Regions from separate parts of the Homo sapiens genome. Here region 2 is linked to region 1. Evidence: read pairs that join two places in POLR2A ChIA-PET (ENCODE). Cell type or tissue: endothelial cell of umbilical vein. All regions are shown on one strand. Links, peaks and the distances in the headings refer to the core of each region. The heading gives the core; the rest is flanking DNA. Region 1 overlaps SMYD3 (SET and MYND domain containing 3). Region 2 overlaps SMYD3 (SET and MYND domain containing 3).

What was found. Peaks named below come from ENCODE experiments on the same cell type or tissue, not always from the same donor. Only the 100,000 strongest peaks of a DNase experiment are listed, where the experiment ranks them.
Region 2: POLR2A ChIA-PET joins it to region 1 with 6 read pairs; 2 of 35 experiments call an interaction of 5 or more read pairs at or near these places.

Annotation. Positions count from the first base shown.
Region 1 is chr1:246,458,231-246,462,633 of GRCh38, reverse strand. All of the region lies in intron 1 of SMYD3 (SET and MYND domain containing 3), which reads left to right. Among named protein-coding and RNA genes, the nearest start is that of SMYD3, 47 kb to the left of the region's middle. In endothelial cell of umbilical vein, for the core only: no CTCF peak of the experiment used is centred there; no DNase peak of the experiment used is centred there.
Region 2 is chr1:246,244,947-246,249,349 of GRCh38, reverse strand. The region is part of intron 5 of SMYD3 (SET and MYND domain containing 3); the gene reads left to right. Among named protein-coding and RNA genes, the nearest start is that of SMYD3-IT1, 75 kb to the left of the region's middle. In endothelial cell of umbilical vein, for the core only: no CTCF peak of the experiment used is centred there; no DNase peak of the experiment used is centred there; H3K27ac peaks cover 471 bases.

The DNA.
Region 1 (4,403 bases), core at 87-4,086:
AGTTTGTTTCAGCTATACCAGATGGCCTGATGGTGATTCTTCTGCCCTCCGAGCCTCGGGGTCAAGGGATGCGCCCAGAGATGGGGTGATCTGACATGCAGTTTTGTGGGTGGTGGGGTCTGTGTGACCCTTCCATTGCTCAGGTGTACAATTACCAGTGGACACAGTGGCACAGTCGGGGGCCTATGACTTGAGGCCAGGCCCCCATGGAGTCGTGGGAGAGGCAGGTCCAAGGATGGGGGTACCGCTGATCACTGTGGAGCACAGTTCTCCAGACCTCTAGGCATGGGGTCCTGCAGCATCCACGGGAGAATTCACTATACCCAGCAGGCCCCGCGAGAGGATGCACTGTACCCAGCAGGCCCCGCGGGAGGATGCACTGTACCCAGCAGGCCCCGCGGGAGGATGCACTGTACCCAGCAGGCCCCGCGGGAGGATGCACTGTACCCAGCAGGCGAATTCTTCTTGCCATGCCCGTACTCACAATGCTAGGCTTTCCACACCTCCACACACGTAAAAGTGTTCAGAAACCAAACCTTCACCTGGATGCCTCCTATCCTTTGTTTTAGATTTCACCTCTTTTGTGGAAGCCTTCCTTGCCCTCCCTACCACACTAGCCTGGATTAGGTACTCTACTCTGTGTTGCACTTTGCAAATTAAATTACATTTGGTTTATACGTTTGTTCCTTTTCTAAACTGTGAGTACCTTCATCTTTATGTCTCTAGAATTAGGCAGACAATCAATTAATTTAGAATAAATGAGAATGAATACGTGAACACAGGTATGCCAAAAGTGTGTGGCTCTGTGAAAACCAGCTAATAGTGGTACTTTTCCTGTGTCTGAGAAAACAAAGTTTGCGAATACATTTTCTCAATTTTAATTTTTTTTTTTTTTTTTTTGAGACAGAGTCCAGTTCTGTTGCCCAGGCTGGAGTGCAGTGGCGCAATCTTGGCTCACTGCAAGCTCAGCCTCCCGGGTTCATGCCATTCTCCTGCCTCAGCCCCCTCAATTTTAATTTTTTTTTTACATATTTTTTCTTAGCCTTTAGTTACCTAATTCTCTCTAGCAAAACAAATAGATAAGTAGCAAGTATATGTTTTTGAAAACACATGGAAATAGATTGCTGTGCTTTATATGATTTCTATTTTTCTATAGAAACATGTTTATGATGTGATTATTTTTGGCACTAAAATTGTTCTAAGTTTTTACTATGGATTTTAACATAATAACATGTATATAATTTGGAAGTATTTTATGACTTTTCCAGAAATATGTAGTGTTCTGCATAATACCTGGAGCTACATGTACTAGGTATTTAGGAAATATTCTTGTTGACTAATTTCCACTTTTTTTCCCACTAATTTCCACTAATTTCAGATAATTTCCACTATCTGATAAAGATGGACAGCCTTTAAACTAGAGAATAAACATGCTTGAATTAATTTTCCTTGAAACAAAATCAGATTATTAATACAAGAAATCCTACAAGATGCCCAACGCTTATTTGATGTATTGCTACATTCTCTTTAACTTACATTTTTCAGAAGTTACCTTAAACAATTTAGAGTCATTTTATGCCTTTAATAATATTTGAGCACAGCTGTCTTCTGCCTCATGGTCTTTTCTTCAGGCTAACTTGTCATGGCTTGTAGCCTTGTAGCTGATAGATACTCTTATGATGATTGGGGTTTATTTAGCCCAGACAGCATTCATTGTAAGTGTGGTAAAAATGTACTAAATTTGTACTTAGCTAATTAGGAGTTTATAATAATTCTGACATGCTGAATTGAAGTTTCTTTGTAATGTTCAAGGCAAAGAGAAAAGGATTTGTTTAGCTAATTAAAACTATAAACAAGACGGAATGTTTAATCTACTTGAGGCAAACCAACAACTGTTTTCAAGTACTTATGAAATCAACATAAACTAGGAAAACACCAATTGAAATTATTTTTTATTAAAACACTAAAGGATTTTCTAAGGCACAGCTTTTGACTGACTTCTTCCTTGGCATTTGTTCACATTATTAGGAAATAGGGGCCTACTGGTATTTTTCAAATCCTTTGTTCATGACCCACAGTGAGATATACATACTATATTGCTATTCAGTAAAAACACACATGTAACTGAAACAAAAGCTGTAGAAAATAATATTTAATTTCTTGTGATGCAGTATTTTAATTTTCTTATATTTCAAATATTAAAAAGTTCCTCTCAGGACAAGTAAATTGATTTTACAAATTGATCAAGATCCACAGCTTGAAAAAACTGGACTAGACTGTGCTTGAGTGCAGAGACCATGACATATTCATCTTTCTGTTACTAAGTGCTAGAGCAGGTGCTCAGTAGATATTTGAATAAATTGGTAATTGAGAAGAGGAGTAAGAAGTGAAATCAGAGTTGTAAAAGGAATAGATGTTTTTGACAATGAAGTTCTTGGATATAATAAAGGCAGTCGAGGTAAAGCACTGTGGTACTTATGGTTGGTATGAAATTTGTTTGTTTGCAGGAAATAGAAACCAGTGTTAGCTGAAGCAAAGAAGAATATATTAAAAGGATTCAGGGTATCTCACAGAAATCAAGCGTAGGGGTGTGTCTTGTGATTTGGGAAGGGAATGAAACTAGAAAGTGGAATGACTTCAAGAGCCTAAGTGTGTTATCTTGTGTTTTTTCATCCCTGCTTCTTTCTTTGTGGCTTTTTTTTTTTTTTTTTTTTTGGGTGGCGGAATGGTTTCCTCTGCAGCCAAATGACAGAAGAATCTTCAGTTCACGTGACAGTTTATTTCCAAAGCTCCTGATTGTTTTACATTTTGGTTCCAGGCTTTAATACTGTATGTGACTTATAGGTGGTAGAATAAATTAGTCTTTTGATATTTACTGTATGCCATGAGTTAGTAGTTTCAAGTCACTGGTTTCAGATAAGATACCTGTATTAGTCTGTTCTCACACTGCTGTAAAAAACTACCTGAGACTGGGTAATTTATGAAGAAAAGCAGTTTAATTGACTCACAGTTCCGCAGGCTGTACAGGAAGCATGGCTGGGAGGTCTCAGGAAACTGGAAGCGAAGGAGAAGGGAAATCTTACCATGACAGAGCAGGAGAGAGTGAAGGGGGACGTGCCACGCACTTTCAAATAACAAGATCTCACGAGAACTCTTATTGCGAGAATAGCAGAACAAGAGAGTGAAGGGGGACGTGCCACAAACTCTCAAGTAACAAGATCTCGCGAGAACTCTGTCAGGAGAACAGCAGAGCAGGAGAGAGTGAATGGGGACGTGCTACACACTTTTAAATAAGATCTCGCGAGAACTCTATCATGAGAACAGCAGAGCAGGAGCCACTTTCAAATAACAAGATCTCTTGAGGACTCTATCACGAGAACAGCAGAGCAGGAGAGAGTGAAGGGGGACGTGTCACACACTTTCAAATAACAAGATCTCGCGAGAACTATCACGAGAACAGCAGAGCAGGAGAGAGTGAAGGGGGACGTGCTACACATTTTCAAACAACAATATCTTGCGAGAACTCTGTAAGGAGAACAGCACGGGGAAGTCTGCCCCCATGATTCAGTCACCCCCCCATCAGGCCCCTCCTTCAACACACGGGGATTACAATTGGATATGAGATTTGGGTGGGGACACAGAGCTGAACCATATCAACATCCTATTCTACAGTTCAGTATTTCCAGTAGCTTTGTTTTGCCTACTGGGTCAGATGAATACACATAGAATATATGCGTGTATGTTATAATCATTACTTGCAAAAGTGTTAATTCAGCACATTTTCACATCACATGTTCCTGGCACTAGGTTAGGCTGCAGAATAGTTACAAAGATGGATATAATGTACTGTATTTAGAATGACTTTTCCGGCCGGGCGCGGTGGCTCACGCCTGTAATCCCAGCACTTTGGGAGGCTGAGGCGGGCGGATCACGAGGTCAGGAGATCCAGACCATCCTGGCTAACATAATGAAACCCCGTCTCTACTAAAAATACAAAAAAAAAAAAAAAAAAAAAAAAAATCAGCCAGGCGCGGTGGTGGGCGCCTGTAGTCCCAGCTACTTGGGAGACTGAGGCAGGAGAATGGTGTGAACCTGGGAGGCGGAGGTTGCAGTGAGCCGAGATCGCACCACTGCACTCCAGCCTGGGCAACAGAGCGAGACTCTGTCTCAAAAAAAAAAAAAAAAAAAAAAAAAAGAATGACTTTTCTACTTGAAGGTTATGGCCTTGTTCCAGCAAAGTATATCAAGTCATGCACAGATGAGCTATGTTGATGATATCACTTCAGAATTAGTCTTCAGTTTTTCCAACTCTGCTTGTCTTGTTTCTCACTTTTAACTCTCCTTTTCTCATCTGAGATGGAAGACCTGAATACTTTGCCTTTTGACCTTTCTTCACTTTCTTG
Region 2 (4,403 bases), core at 309-4,308, 210 kb after region 1:
GGCGGATCACTTAAGGTCAGGAGTTCAAGACCAGCCTGGCCAACATGGTGAAACCCTGTCTCTACTAAAAATACAAAAATTAGCCAGGTGTGGTGGCAGGCGCCTGTACTCCCAGCTACTTGGAAGGCTGAGGCGGGAGAATCACTTAAACCTGGGAGGCAATGAGCCAGAGATCGCACCACTTTGCTCCAGCCTGGGTGACAGAGTGAGACTGTGTCTCAAAAACAAATGAAGAAACAAAAAGCAATGATCATACTATAAAAAAATCAAATACTAAAAAAAAATCCCAGTAATCACCTATTTTAAAATGCACTTTGTAGTTTTCGCATCTTGTTCTTGATCTTATTTGACCCTCAGAGAAATACTGTGAATTAGGTAAAAGAAGTCAGAGAGCGGCTGGGCACGGTGGCTCATGCCTGTAATCCCAGCACTTTGGGAGGCTGAGGCGCGCGGGTCACGAGGTCAGGAGATTGAGACCATCCTGGCTAACACGATGAAACCCCATCTCTAGTAAAAATACAAAAAAAAAAAAAAAAAAAAATTAGCCGGGCATGGTGGCGGGCGCCTGTGGTCCCAGCTACTCGGGAGGCTGAGGCAGGACAATGGCGTGAACCCGGGAGACAGAGCTTGCAGTGAGCCAAGATTGCACCACTGCACTCCAGCCTGGGCGACAGAGCGAGACTCCATCTCAAAAAAAAAAAAAAAAAAAAAAAGGAAAGTCAGAGAGCTTTTGCATAACTGGCCCAGAGGGTGTGGTAGATGGAGCTACACTCAGACTTTGGAGCCTGACTAATAACACAATTAGAGCATGAGCAAGAGGAAGGCCAGGGGCAGCTTTGACATGGGAAGAGAGCTACTTACATACTGACCGGTAATTGATAATGGGAACAAACGACCTGCCCAAATTACTTTCCAAAAAGTCTCTGTTGGGAGACATTTCAAGTTTAGAAATGAACAATTTTGAGATGATCTGGGCAGATTTGAAATCTTGTGAAATCCCTTCAAAATCCGAAAATGAGTGTGTGAGAGCCCAGCGTGTGTTTTGTGAAGACTTCTCTTGTGTGTCTTGTATTGCTTAGAGGGCATGATTTGATGACATGGTCAGAACATTCTGGGCAGAATCGTTACATCATCAGTTCTTGTCATATTGGCTCCAACCTTATTTTCTTACGGTTGCTTTTCAGTTTTATGAAACAATTTCCTCCAAACACCTTATCAGTGGCTCAGTATCCGAACCTTTTACTCCAAATACAGTTTCAAAAGAGATATGCTCTCTGCCTGTTAACTATTTCAGTTGAGACCCAACCTTACATCAATAGAATGAATCTCTGCAACGGTTGGTTTCAGCAAGGTGGTGAGAGGGATTTTGATGGTGAGGGACAGCGAAGCAGGAAAGGGTATGTTCTCATCACTCATGAAAACTTACTTCTCAGATAGCGTTTGCTCATAACCGCTCGCTAATCCAGGCAGTACTTATCCAGGTTCTCTTGCTACCTGGATTTTTTAAGGATAAAAGTCTACCAAAATTTTTCAAAGCAAATTCTGTAATCTACTAGAAGAATTTATTTTTTTGAAGGCAATAGGTGACTCTTAGCTAGAAAATAAAAAGTGTTAACTGTCGTTTCTATTTACTTTGGGAAGCATTTTGCCAAACAAAAAGGCCTCTTTTAGGTGTGGGAAATGAGTGATGAGTAGCTGACTCAGGAGCCGCAGCTAGCCTCTCTTATATATAGTCTATGTTCAGAGTGCGGAAAAAAGAGAAGAAACTGCTTTGTGACAGTTTCCCACGCACAAGAGATATTAATGAAATAAAATGTTTTTAACTCGTGTGTATATATATATATATGAGTCCCATGTTAAAAAATATATATATATATATATATAGAGAGAGAGAGAGAGAGAGAGTTATCCTTCTCTTTCTTAAACCACAGTGCTAGAGGCAAAATCTGTCCTGGTAGTCTGTTGAATGTGTGGTTGCCTAGACACACGTTATAAATAATTATTTAATTAATTTTTAAAAATGGAACTTGAGATTTTAGCATTTTGCTTATAACACATAAAATTTGAGATCTGGGACCTCAGAATTTTCTTCTGTACTTGCACACATGCTTTCAAATGTCATTACCTACTTGAGTCCAGCATCTGGCAATTCGTTATACTGAGCAGCTAATTTTTCATTGTGGTTCCTCTGGGTCTCAGTGCAGAGTCATACAACACAGCTGACTACAGAGTAGCGACCTGGATTCAGATCAGCTGCCAAATTAAGTTTACAATTCTGTAACATTCAGGTCTAATAAGGGAGTTATATACAAAAGAGCATTTAGTCTTAGTTGATTTAGTAGTTTGATGTGTATCTTCGTATTTTAACATATAACTAACGAAGAAATATGCTGAATATTATTTTCTTTTAAAAAACATTTTAATTATCTGAATAATCGAATTCATCCCTATGTGAGACTGTAATTATATTAAACAGTGTAATATATGTGTTACATATATATATAGTATATATGTATAAAATATATATAGTGTAAATGTTAGAGTCAGGCAAATTGGGTTTTGATTTCTGCAGAAATACTGTTATTTGGGCATCTTCTATGTGGCTCAGTTTCCACATAGGTAAAATGAAAATTCTAAAAATAACTTCATAGGGCCATTTTAGAAATTAAATAAAGTCATAAATATACTATTAATGCATATTATAAAGTGTCCAGTAGGTGGTATTCTTATTGCATTTGATGTAATTTATTTATGAATTTGAAGCTTCAAGCTTCCTTGACCGTAACAAATGCATACATAACCCAGAATATGAACAATTCACTCTTCAAAAGTTTTACTCACTTGAAATAATATACTCCACTTATGATAATGACTTCATTTTAGAAATCATATTACTTGGGATTGGTACCCTTTCTATTACAACAGGAGCCCTAGCTACTCAAATAGACTTACTTTCCAGTAGAAAAATATATTTTTACAATCCACATAGAATCTCATTTGAACAACTAGAGCAATGTCCAGAGTCCTCACTTCTTACTTAAAATAAAACTACAGATACAGTAAGATCAAGGATCATACCGTAAGAACAAAGGCAAAAGTTAGGTAGTAAAGGGGAAGAGAAGAACGTTTTATTAATTTTTTTAACTAAAGAAAGCCACCATAATTGAATGTCAACTTTAGCTGTGACTTTTCTGGCAGCTAGAATAAAAGTAAGATCGTTGTCTGATAGAACTGAATGTCTCAGTTTATTAGAACAACAAAATACTGTAATCTTTCTCAAAACCTACATGGAACAAACTGGAACAAGTATTTCATGAAAACCAAATGAAAAATAAGTAAATAAATGATTTCATCACCACTGTCACCAAAAACAAATGAATTTTTTGGATAGGAAAACATGGCTAAGTTGGTAATTGACTGAGACATTGGCCTGGTGTGTTATCTGTGGTTGTATTTTATTAAACTTATATTTACAGAAATGGAAAAAAACTAACTTTTCATACAGTTTGGTGTATTCATAGCAAAATATGAATAGAAATCACCTCTGGAATCTTGATGAACAAGGCCTTTAGTGGTTCATTGGTGTAGAATGAATATCAATTTAGAGAAATAGGTCTATAAGTCAGGAAGTGATGCAGAAATGTCATAAGGCTTATTCATAATCACAACATTTTTCAGATATTTTCCACGTTAAATCTGAAATTTTAATTTCTTAGATAAAAATCTGTTATTTTTGATTTTTTTTTACTTTTGTTTTGATTTGTAAAATTTCTATTTCATTTCTCTCTTTAAGGGTTGAGATTTTCCTAAGTGTGAGATGTCTGCCTCTTTCTTAATAAAAGAGGATCTACATGTTTCAAAAATACTTTTATTCCCAGTATTTCTGTTTTTTGTTTGTTTGTTTTTGGAGACAGAGTCTCGTTCTGTCACCCAGGCTAGAGTACAGTGGCACGATCTTGGCTGACTGCAGCCTCTGCTTCCCAGGTTCAAGAGATTCTCGTGCCTCAGCCTCCTGAATAGCTGGGATTACAGGCATGTGCCACCACACTTAGCTAATGTTTGTGTTTTTACTAGAGACAGGGTCTTGCCATGTTGTCCAGGCTGGTCTGCAACTCCTGGGCTCAAGTGATCCGCTCGCCTCAGCCACCATGTCTGGCCTGTTGCCAGTTTTTATTCTTATTTTTAAACTTCATCTTGGAAATAAAACTAAAAAAAAAAAAAAAAAAAAAGGCAGTAGCTGCTGAATTCTTTTAGGAACTCTATGGAGTTCAGGTTCTTGGTCTATTTAGCCGTAGTGGAATTTATGAAAATCTAAAACATTAATGATGCCTAAGAGGCAGGCTGCCTCACTGAGATGAATGCTTTGCCTGGCCTGATAGCAGAATTAAAGAAAATTGAAACTT